Regions from separate parts of the Homo sapiens genome. Here all the other regions are linked to region 1. Evidence: chromatin contacts called from ENCODE Hi-C or POLR2A ChIA-PET data. All regions are on one chromosome and are shown on one strand. The core of a region is the stretch at or near the end of the contact, and the rest is flanking DNA. Distances in the headings are between cores, read along the strand shown. Region 1 overlaps RBL1 (RB transcriptional corepressor like 1). Region 2 overlaps TLDC2 (TBC/LysM-associated domain containing 2). Region 3 overlaps MTCL2 (microtubule crosslinking factor 2).

Region 1 (3,361 bases), core at 169-2,668:
AACTCCTATAATTCAATAATAAAAAGACAACCCAATTACAAAATGGGCAAAAGATCTGAATAGACATTTCTCCAAAGAAGATATGCAAACAGCTTACAAGCACATAAAAAGATGTTGATCATCATTAGCCACCAGGGAAATGCAAATAAAACCACAATGAGATATTACTTCACTCCTACTAGAATGGCAGGATTAAAAAGGCAGATAATAACAAGCATTAGCAAGGATATGAAGAAACTGGAATCTTTCTACATTGACCGTAGGAACAATAAAATGGTGCAGCCATTTTAGAAAGCAGTCTGACAGTTTCCCAAAAGCTTAAACAGAGTTACCATATGAACCTGCAATTCCACTCCAAGAAAAATGAAAACATATGTACATATGTTCACACAAAAACTTGTGCCTGAATGTTCATAGCAGCATCAATCATAATAGCCAAAAGGGGTTAGTTGTGGTGGCTCATGCCTGTAATCCCAGCACTTTGGGAAACTGAGGTGGGAGGATCGCTTGAGCCCAGGAATTCAAGACTAGCCTGGGCAACATAGGGAGATCCCATCTCTACAAAAACTACAAAAATTAGCCAGGTGTGGTGTGTGTGCCTGTAGTCCCAGCTACTCAGAAGGCTGTGGGGAGATCATTTGTGCCTGGGAGGTTGAGGCTGCAGTGAGCCGTGATGGCGCCACTGCACTCCAGCCTGGGTGACAGAGTGAGATCTTGTCCCCCCCCCTCCAAAAAAAAAAAAAAAAAAGTCAAAAGGTGGAAACAACTCAAATATTTATCAACCGATGAATGGATAAATAAAATGTAGCATCCATACAATGGAATATTACTTAGCAACAAAAGGAAATGAGCCAGATGTGGTGGCTCACACTTGCAATTCTAGCACTTTGGGAGGCTGAGATGGGAGGACTGCTTGAGCTCAGGAGTTTGAGATCAGCCTGTGCAACATGGCAAGATCCTGTCTCTACACACACATGCGCGCGTGCACACACACACACACACACACACAATTAGCCGGGTGTGGCCAGGCGCGGTGGCTCAAGCCTCTAGCCTCTAATCCCAGCACTTTGGGAGGCTGAGGCAGGTGGAGCATGAGGTCAGGAGTTCAAGAACAGCCTGGACAAGATGGTGAAACCCCGTCTCTACTAAAAAAAGTACAAAAAAAATTAGCCGGGTGTGGTGGTGGGTGCCTATAATCCCAGCTACACGGGAGGCTGAGACAGAGAATTGCTTGAACTGGGAGGCAGACGTTGCAGTGAGCCGAGACTGTGCCACTGCTCTCCAGCCTGGGTGACAGAGCAAGACTCCATCTCAAAAAAAGAAAAACAGAAAGAAAAAAAAATTAGCCGGGTGTGGGTGTGGTGGTATGTGCCTGTGGTCTCAGCTACTTGAGAGGCAGAAGGACAGTTTGGGCCGAGGAAGTTGAGGGTGTAGTCAGTGCACCATCTTTGTCCACTGCACACCAGCCCGGGCAAGAGTGAAACCCCGCCTTAAAAAAAGAGAGGAAATGAAATACCGATACATTCTACAACATGGATGAACCTTAAAAACATTATGCTAAGTGACAGATGCCCAGTCAAAAGGGACTACATTTTTATGATTCCATTTATATGAAATGTCTAGAATAGGCAAATTTATGGAGACAGAAAGTAGATTAGTGGTTACTTACAGCTAGGGAGAAGATTCGGGGGTAGGGAAGTGATAGCTAAAGGATGTAGGTTTCTTTTTGAAGTGATGACTATATTCTAAAATTGTGGTTATGGCTGCACATATCTATTTATATACTAAAACCACTGAATTGTACACTTAAAATGGGTGAACTCTATGGTATAGGAATTATCTCTCAATAAAGCTGGTTTTTTTTTTTTTTTTTTTAATGATACGATTATCAGCCTTGCCCAGACTCACTTCTTCACAGGTAGGAACTTTGTTTGCAGAAACCTGGAGAGCCTCCCACAGTGCAGAATCGTGACTCCATGCTAAACTCTCCAAAATCTGTTCTTCAATGCTGTTTAGGTGTTTCACCATGTCCCTTGAGAGCCCCTCTTCTGAGCGGATCACCACCTCAATAACCTGCAGAGGAGAAAGTGAGAAGGCAATGTGGTTTCAAGCAGTTAGTTCTAGTCTGGACTTGCATGTAGGACTAGCTGTGGCTTTCTTCTTCTTCTTCTTTTTTTTGAGACGGAGTTTCCCTCTGTTGCCCAGGCTGGAGTACAGTGGTGTGATCTTGGCTCACTGCAACCTCTGCCTCCCAGGTTCAAGTGATTCTCCTGCCTCAGCCTCCCGAGTAGCTGGGATTACAGGCACCTGCCACCACACCTGGCTAATTTTTGTAGTTTTTAGTAGAGCCGAGGTTTCACCATGTTGGCTAGGCTGGTCTAGAACTCCTGACCTCAGGTGATCTGCCCGCCTAGGCCTCCCAAAGTGCTGGGACTACAGTTGTGAGCCACTGCGCCCGGCCACTGTGGCCTTATTCTGTGGCACAGAACCAAAGTCATCTTTGAACCATAATTCTGTGGCTTACTAACATCTTCTAATTTATAAAGGAGTTTTTAAGTTCTTTAAAATATGTTCACATATATTTCTGTTTTTCACGTTTTATATTATAAATGACAACTTGAGGCAACGATAGGTGAAAACTGGTCAACAGACCAACAGTGGGAGAAGTCAGGTCTTGGGTTCCAAGTCTAGTTCTATTTTGAATGTATTGCTCCTTTCCAGACTATTTTTTCCACTAACTCAAAATAACAGAATGAATGAACTATTTAAAGTGACTTTGCGTATATACACTATAATTCCATTTTATAAGGGAAGTATCTAGAATAAAGTTTATATACACAAAATATTAATAATATGATTGTTAATAGATTATGATGTATGACTTTAATATTCACATTTATTTACTTATTTATTTATTTATTTATTTATTTATTTATTTATTTATTTTGAGACGGAGTCTCACTCTGTCACCCAGGCTGGAGTGCAGCGGCGCCATCTCGGCTCACTGCAATCTCTGCCTCCCAGGTTCAAGCGATTCTCCTGCCTCAGCCTCCCGGGTAGCTGGGACTACAGGCACGTGCCCCCATGCCTGGCTAATTTTTTGTATTTTTAGTAGAGATGGGGTTTTACTATATTAGCCAGGATGGTCTCAATCTCCTGACCTCATGATCCGCCCGCCTTGGCCTCCCAAAGTGCTGGGATTATAGGCATGAGCCACCGTGCCTGGCCCACATTTATGTTTATGATTTTCTTCAATGAGCACATATCATTTATGTCATTTAAAAAAACAAAGGAGGCCGACACAGTGGCTCATGCCTGTAATCCCAGCACTTTAGGAGGCCACAGTGAGAGGATTGCTTGA
Region 2 (3,201 bases), core at 347-2,846, 150 kb before region 1:
CTTTAAGGGGCGATAAGACAGGTGAAACTGGGCTGCCGTCCTGGCATGGCCAAGAGCTGATGCTGGTGGCAGAGCCTGGGGGTTTCAGCACACAGGAGTGAGCCGCACCAAGACTGTCCTCTTCTCTCTAGTGGCCGGTTTGGGCTGTGGTTGGATGGAGACTTGTTCCGCGGGGGAAGCTCCCCTTGCCCGACCTTCAACAACGAGGTGCTGGCCCGGCAGGAGCAGTTCTGCATCCAGGAGCTGGAGGCTTGGCTTCTCAGCTGACAGCCCTGCGGCAACAGGTACTCAGCCCTGCTCATGATGCCACCCAGGCCTTCCTGACACACAGCAGCCTGTGCTGTTTGAAACACAGATGGTGAAGGGCCCTAGAGTTGGCCGAGGCTGCTGGCCAGCCTCCTTGTGGCCTGGGGACCCAAGATACAGGTGGGGGCAGGCACTGCTCTTTTGCAGAGGTGACTTTGAAGGATTAAAAGACGCTTACACCTTACTCAAGCAGCACAGAGACCCTAAGCTAACAGGGTCTTAGAAAACTCAGAAAAATCCACATCTCTTCCCCGCTAGTGCCTGCCTCCTGGCAAAGGGAAGATTTTTCACTATGCTGTTCCTCGCCAGCTACTGAACGAGGAAAACCAACCTCATGAACATTATCATTTTAGAGGTTCTACAACTGATTCATGTTTATTGTAGAAAAACCAGAAGACGTTAAAAAAATTAAAATTGCCTAAAATTCAACCCCCCCCAACTCTTAACATTTTCATGTATATCCTTCCAGACAATGTTCCATGAATGTGTGTGTGTGTGTGTGTGTATACTTACAAAAACAGGATTCTACTCTGTATGTGTGGAAATGATTTTAACTTACAGAATATTGTCAAACCTTAGAAACCTGGGCTTGAGCACTGGAACTAATAAATACTGTAGCAGCGTCGTTCCTCCTCTGGCCTGCTGCAGAATGTTGAGGCCTTTTTGTCTGCCACCAGTGCCAGGTGCTTGTGAGTCTGTTATTTAATTTCACAATGAAGGTATGAAAGGAGTAAATGAGTAATATGCATTTTTGGACAAAGAGGTCGAAACCTTTGTGGAACACAACTTTCAAGATGGAGATATATATTCACGAAGCTTTATTGCAGCTGTTTCCCTTACCCAGTTGAAGTGGCCAGTCATTTTAATTTGCAGTTCTATTTACATTCCCAAGGTAACCACGTTCAGTAACTCTCTAGAGGCTAAGCTGTTAAAATTTCCATTTTTATACAAATAGCAAAGATATTTCTTTCTCTTTCTTTCTTTCTTTCTTTCTTTTCTTTCTCTCTTTCCTTCCTTCCTTCCCTCCTTCCTTCCTTCCTTTCTTTCTTTTTGTTTGAGACAGAGTTTCGCTCTTGACCCCGAGGCTGGAGTGCAGTGGCCTGATCTTGGCTCACTGCAACCTCTGCCTCCCGGATTCAAGCGATTCTCCTGCCTCAGCCTCCCGAGTAGCTGGGATTACAAGCACACACCACCACGCCCGGCTAATTTCACCCGGCTAATTTTTGTATTTTTAGTAGAGACTGGGTTTCGCCATGCTAGCCAGGCTGGTCTCAACTCTTTACCTCAAGTGATCCGCCCACCTTGGCCTCCCAAAGTGCTGGGATTACAGGCATGACCACCTCGCCTGGCCAAGAAAAATGTAACCTTGTAAATAGCACAGCGTTCTCATAATGGAAACAGTTGCAAAGAACATAAAGTACAGCTGCGTTACATGTAACAAAAGATGCAAACAAAATAGATTCAAGTTGTTTTGCAGACAGCACAATGATACAATATTAGGACTACAGAATCTCAGAGTAAACCACAATGATTTAAAGGTAAGATACACAGAAATAAAATGATTTTAACAGAAAAATATGACATTCCTGACCTTAGGTCTGGGCACATGATGTCTGACCCCTATAGAGGCACCTTGGCTAAAATGGGAATGACCTAGTGCCATGGCTGACCTCACTTGTGCGTTGCTGAGCCCATATGTGAACAAATCCCCTTGATACAGCACCATGGTAGGCATGAGAGGAGAAGTGTTTTAACTATTCTCTTATGAATTGTAACCAACCCTTATTATCTACTGATGGATGGACAGGGGGTGGGGTGATCATACAGGATGGCAGACATTCCAAGTACTCTTCACCCCAGTGTGGACGGAACAGAATCTGGCTACACGGTGGCCAGTGATGGACTGCTGGGAAATCTGCTGGCCTGTGGTCTGAGTTCCCCTACTTGCTCAGGCTGCCCCTCACTCCCAGTGTGCCAGGGAGGCTTAGTCCGGGGAGCATCAGAGCAGAAGACATTCGGGGCTCATGGCTCCCATCCCCACTGGCCTGTATCTTCAGCACCCTCTGGCCACCACCAGCTTTGGCTCTAACTGCAGACTTTGTTCTTGGTGAATTGCTATAGAACTGGGAATGAGGTGTGCCCTGGGCACAGGGGCACTGCCCCACCAAGGTGGTGCCCACTCCACTGCTGGGAAAACGAAGTTACCTAGCGGAGCCTGGAGCCCACTGGGTGGTCACTAATTTCAGCACAGGCAGTGCAGTGTTTGTGCTTTTTTTTTTGGAGATGGAGTCTCACTCTGTCACCCAGGCTGGAGTGCAATGGCGTGATCTAGGCTCACTGCAACCTCCGCCTCCCAGGTTCGAGCAATCCTCCTGCCTCAGCCTCCCAAGTAGCTGGGACTACAGGCACACGCCGCCACGCCTGGCTAGTGTTTGCTCTTAAATACACAAAATGCACTGAACCAGCAAAAACAAAGTCCCAGGTCTGAGGAGCTCTGAGGATGATGCCTGTGATGGCCTCTGGCCAGCTCTCCAGGATACTGAGAGAGCAGGTCAGGGGAGGCCTTCTCCAGGCTGGGCAGTGGGAAGGCCCTCTGGACCGGGGGAGTGAGTATTCAGGGGACAAAGGCACTACCCGGGTCTGGAGCCGCCACGGAGCCAGGGCACAGCCTAGTTTGGGGGATTCCTCTGTCACTGGGGTAGGATCTCCCAACAAGAGGCGGCTTTATGTTCCACTCACGAAGAGGCCAGAGCTCTCAGATCTTCCCCAAAACCTAATCAGGCCTCTCACCAGCGTGTTGGAGGCCACTCCTGGCCATCATCTCCAACTCTTTACCCCAACCTGGCACCTTGTAGGGGGCTAGAAGGGTGAGGGGAGGTGTCTTTCACTTATGCT
Region 3 (2,908 bases), core at 241-2,740, 200 kb before region 1:
AGCCTAAGAATGTTCTGGGGCTCTGTGGTCATGCAGTCTGGGCCTCCATCCCAGGAGAGCTCTCCAGTGACAGATCCAACTGAAGGAGCTGGGGGTGGGGGGCCCTGGGAGGTGGGGGTGAGGAGCACAGGCTTCCCAGCTCCTTCACAGACAGCTCAGTGGTTCTGAAGAGCCTCTCCCAGCTCCCAGACCCCCTAACTGTGTGGAAGTGGGGAGGGAGAGGCCCAGCTCCACTGGACTCAGTAGGCCTCGTGGCTATGGAACAAAGTTGTAGACATGGTGAAACCTTGTCTCTACTAAAAATATAAAAATTAGCCAGCTGTGGTGGCTCACGACTGTAATCCCAGCTGTTTGGGAGGCTGAGGCAAGAGAATTGCTTGAATTTGGGAGGCAGAGGTTGTAGTGAGCCAAGATCGCACCACTGCACTCCGGCCTGGGCAACAGAGCGAGACTGTGTCTCAAAAAAAAAAAAAAAATCCCCTCAACACCACTGGGGAAACCCCAAGCCTCATCCTCTGCCAGACAACAAAAGGGCACAGTGCCTGGTAGTGCCCACCTCAGAGCCTTGGGGCCCCTGACCCTCAGCCCCACCACGGCCTGGCCACCTCCTTCAAGTTGACCTCTTCACCTTAAAGGCTACTCTTGAAGCTAACCCAGATTTTTTAGCTGGACTAGAAACGGGGAATAGGAGCATGGGGGAGGATGGGGGACCAGGGCACCCACACTGCTGCCAGGATAGGCAGTGCTTCCCTTTCTAGAGAATGCTTTTTTGCTCTGATTACAGTTAATAGCTGTTTTTGGAGAAAATCTGAAGAAGGTAGACGGCTTTCTATCTCTTCCACCGGTTCTCACCAGCTTCTGCAGTAGGTCCAAGTCCCCTTACCGGGTCCTGAGCCAGCCCCTGGTCTCCTCCCTACTCCCGCCTTACCCCAGCCCTCCAGCGTCCAAATAGGCTGTGACTTTAGAAATGGCTACCATTGGCCAGGCACGGCGGCTCACGCCTGTAATCCCAGCACTTTGGGAGGCCGAGGCGGATGGATTACCTGAGGTCAGGAGTTTGAGACTTGCCTGACCAACATGGTGAAACCCCATCTCTACAAAAAAATACAAAAAAATTAGCCAGGCTTGGTGGCGTGTGCCTGTAATCCCAGCTACTCGGGAGGCTGAGGCAGGAGAATCGCTTGAAACCCAGAGGCAGAGGTTGCAGTGAGCTGAGATTGCAACAATGCACTCCAGCCTGGGCGACAGAGACAGACTGTTTCAACAAACAAAACACGGCTACCACCTATTAGGAGGCTCACTAATTACCAGGCCCCCGCACAGGCAGTACGTGCATTATCAGTTGACAGTTTAATCCTCTTACCGACCCTGTGAGGTAGGTGCTGAAAACGTTCCTGTTTTGCAGATGAGGAGACGAGGCTCAGAAGCTTCGCAGAGCTGCTTGAGCAAGGGACCTGCGGGGCTGGATTCCAAACAAGCCACGTGGCCCTGGGTCAGTGCGTCATAACTGTGCTCTTCCAATTTGTTCAGCTATTCCCTCTGCTAGAACGGCCTTTGCCAGGCTGACTCCTGACTATCTCATCCTTCCAGAACATTTCCTTCCCAGACTCTGATTCAAACCCCACACTCTGAAATCTATGGTCCGTTGTGCTGGTAATTTTAGGTTGTATTTGTCTGTTTTCATGTCAATCTTCCCCAAGAGCTAGGGAGAAGGGCAGGGGCTGGTTTGTGTCTAGTCCTCAGCATCACCCAGGGCAGACCGTGGCACAGAGCAGGTACCTGTCACTGTCTATGGGTAGATGTAGGAATTAAAGAATGAGTATGGGGCCAGGCGCGGTGGCTCACGCCTGTAATCGCAACACTTTGCAGAGGCCAAAGAGGGAAGATCCCTTGAGCTCAGGAGTTTGAGACCAGCCTGGACAACATAGCGAGACCCCATCTCTACAAAAAAATTAAAAATTAGCCAGGCATGGTGCTGTACACCTGTAGCCTCAGATACTCAGGAGGCTGCAACAGGAGGATCACTTGAGCTTGGGAGGTTGAGGCTGCAATAAGCAAGGATTGCACCACTACACTCCAGCCTGAGTGACACAGAGACAGTCTGACTCAAAAAAAAAAAAAAAAAAAAGAGTATAGCTTCTGTCCTGCCCAGTCCACAACTCCCAGCCAGCTGCAAAGAGTTAGGAAGACAGGAGTTCAAGACCAGCCTTGGCAACACAGTGAGTCTCCGTCTCTACAAAAAAATAAAAAATTTTAAAAACTTAGCTGGGCATGTGCCTGTAGTCCCCAGCTACTCAGGAGGCTGAGGCAGGAGGTTCACTTGAGCCCAGGAGTTCCAGGCTGCTGTGAGCCATGAGTGCACCACTGCACTCCAGGCTAGGTGACAGAGTGAGACCCCTGTCTCTAAATAAAAATGAGAGAGGGAGAGCCTGGGCAGATCAGAACTGGTCGCAGATCCCTATGCCACCCAAGGAGGGTAGGCAGGGTCTGTCTACGTAGGGAACCTCCTGCTCACCCACCCACTCCCTGCCCACAAGGTGCATCTCTGTCCACCCCCTGCCAAACCATGAGCTCAGCCTGCAGGAAGCAGCCTCTCAAAGGCAAACCTGCTCCCCTCGATGGACTGATTCCCAAGAATCCTGGGAGAATTGTCCAGGAAGAGCCTCTTGGTCCCGGCTGGGCCGGACAGCCAAACATGAGCTCACACTACTGCTAATAATAGCAAGATCTTGCACAGCAGCAGAGGGCTTCACAGTTTACAAAGACATTCCATCTGAATCATCTCACAGATCCTCACTGAACCCCCCACTCCCAGTAAGGAAAGACAGGAACCATCATCCATGTTCTACAGATGAAGAACTTCAGAGAAGCACAGGGAAGGTGGGTGGTGCCCAAGCACACGCAAACA

The links. A loop is a pair of places that touch in the nucleus more often than their neighbours do. ChIA-PET counts read pairs that join two places held with the same protein, here RNA polymerase II (POLR2A). Pooled maps may share reads with other maps.
Region 2: a loop to region 1 is called in a pooled map, with 4 times the contacts of the local background. The contact joins two enhancer-like sites. A Hi-C loop is called at or near these places in 2 of 50 pooled maps. POLR2A ChIA-PET finds 5 or more read pairs at or near these places in 3 of 52 experiments (CD4-positive, alpha-beta memory T cell, T-cell and activated CD4-positive, alpha-beta memory T cell).
Region 3: a pooled map shows a loop between it and region 1 (5-fold over the local background). The contact joins two enhancer-like sites. A Hi-C loop is called at or near these places in 4 of 37 single-sample maps with no recorded cell type and 5 of 50 pooled maps. POLR2A ChIA-PET finds 5 or more read pairs at or near these places in 1 of 52 experiments (activated CD4-positive, alpha-beta T cell).

Annotation. Positions count from the first base shown.
Region 1 is chr20:37,042,178-37,045,538 of GRCh38, forward strand. RBL1 (RB transcriptional corepressor like 1) reads right to left here. Exons shown (of 22, transcript NM_002895.5): 13 at 1,909-2,073. Among named protein-coding and RNA genes, the nearest start is that of RBL1, 52 kb to the right of the region's middle. RefSeq lists enhancers at 1,247-1,346, 2,087-2,256. Within about 2 kb of position 1,419, at least 6 of the 41 ENCODE cell types and tissues checked have a DNase peak (open chromatin) inside an H3K27ac peak, as active enhancers do.
Region 2 is chr20:36,889,120-36,892,320 of GRCh38, forward strand. It overlaps TLDC2 (TBC/LysM-associated domain containing 2), which reads left to right. Exons shown (of 7, transcript NM_080628.3): 6 at 132-284. The coding sequence ends at 267. It overlaps SAMHD1 (SAM and HD domain containing deoxynucleoside triphosphate triphosphohydrolase 1), which reads right to left. Exons shown (of 16, transcript NM_015474.4): 16 at 1,110-3,201. Among named protein-coding and RNA genes, the nearest start is that of TLDC2, 15 kb to the left of the region's middle. Within about 2 kb of position 1,597, at least 2 of the 41 ENCODE cell types and tissues checked have a DNase peak (open chromatin) inside an H3K27ac peak, as active enhancers do.
Region 3 is chr20:36,845,746-36,848,653 of GRCh38, forward strand. The region is part of intron 1 of MTCL2 (microtubule crosslinking factor 2); the gene reads right to left. Among named protein-coding and RNA genes, the nearest start is that of MTCL2, 16 kb to the right of the region's middle. RefSeq lists enhancers at 186-335, 506-555. Within about 2 kb of position 1,491, at least 22 of the 41 ENCODE cell types and tissues checked have a DNase peak (open chromatin) inside an H3K27ac peak, as active enhancers do.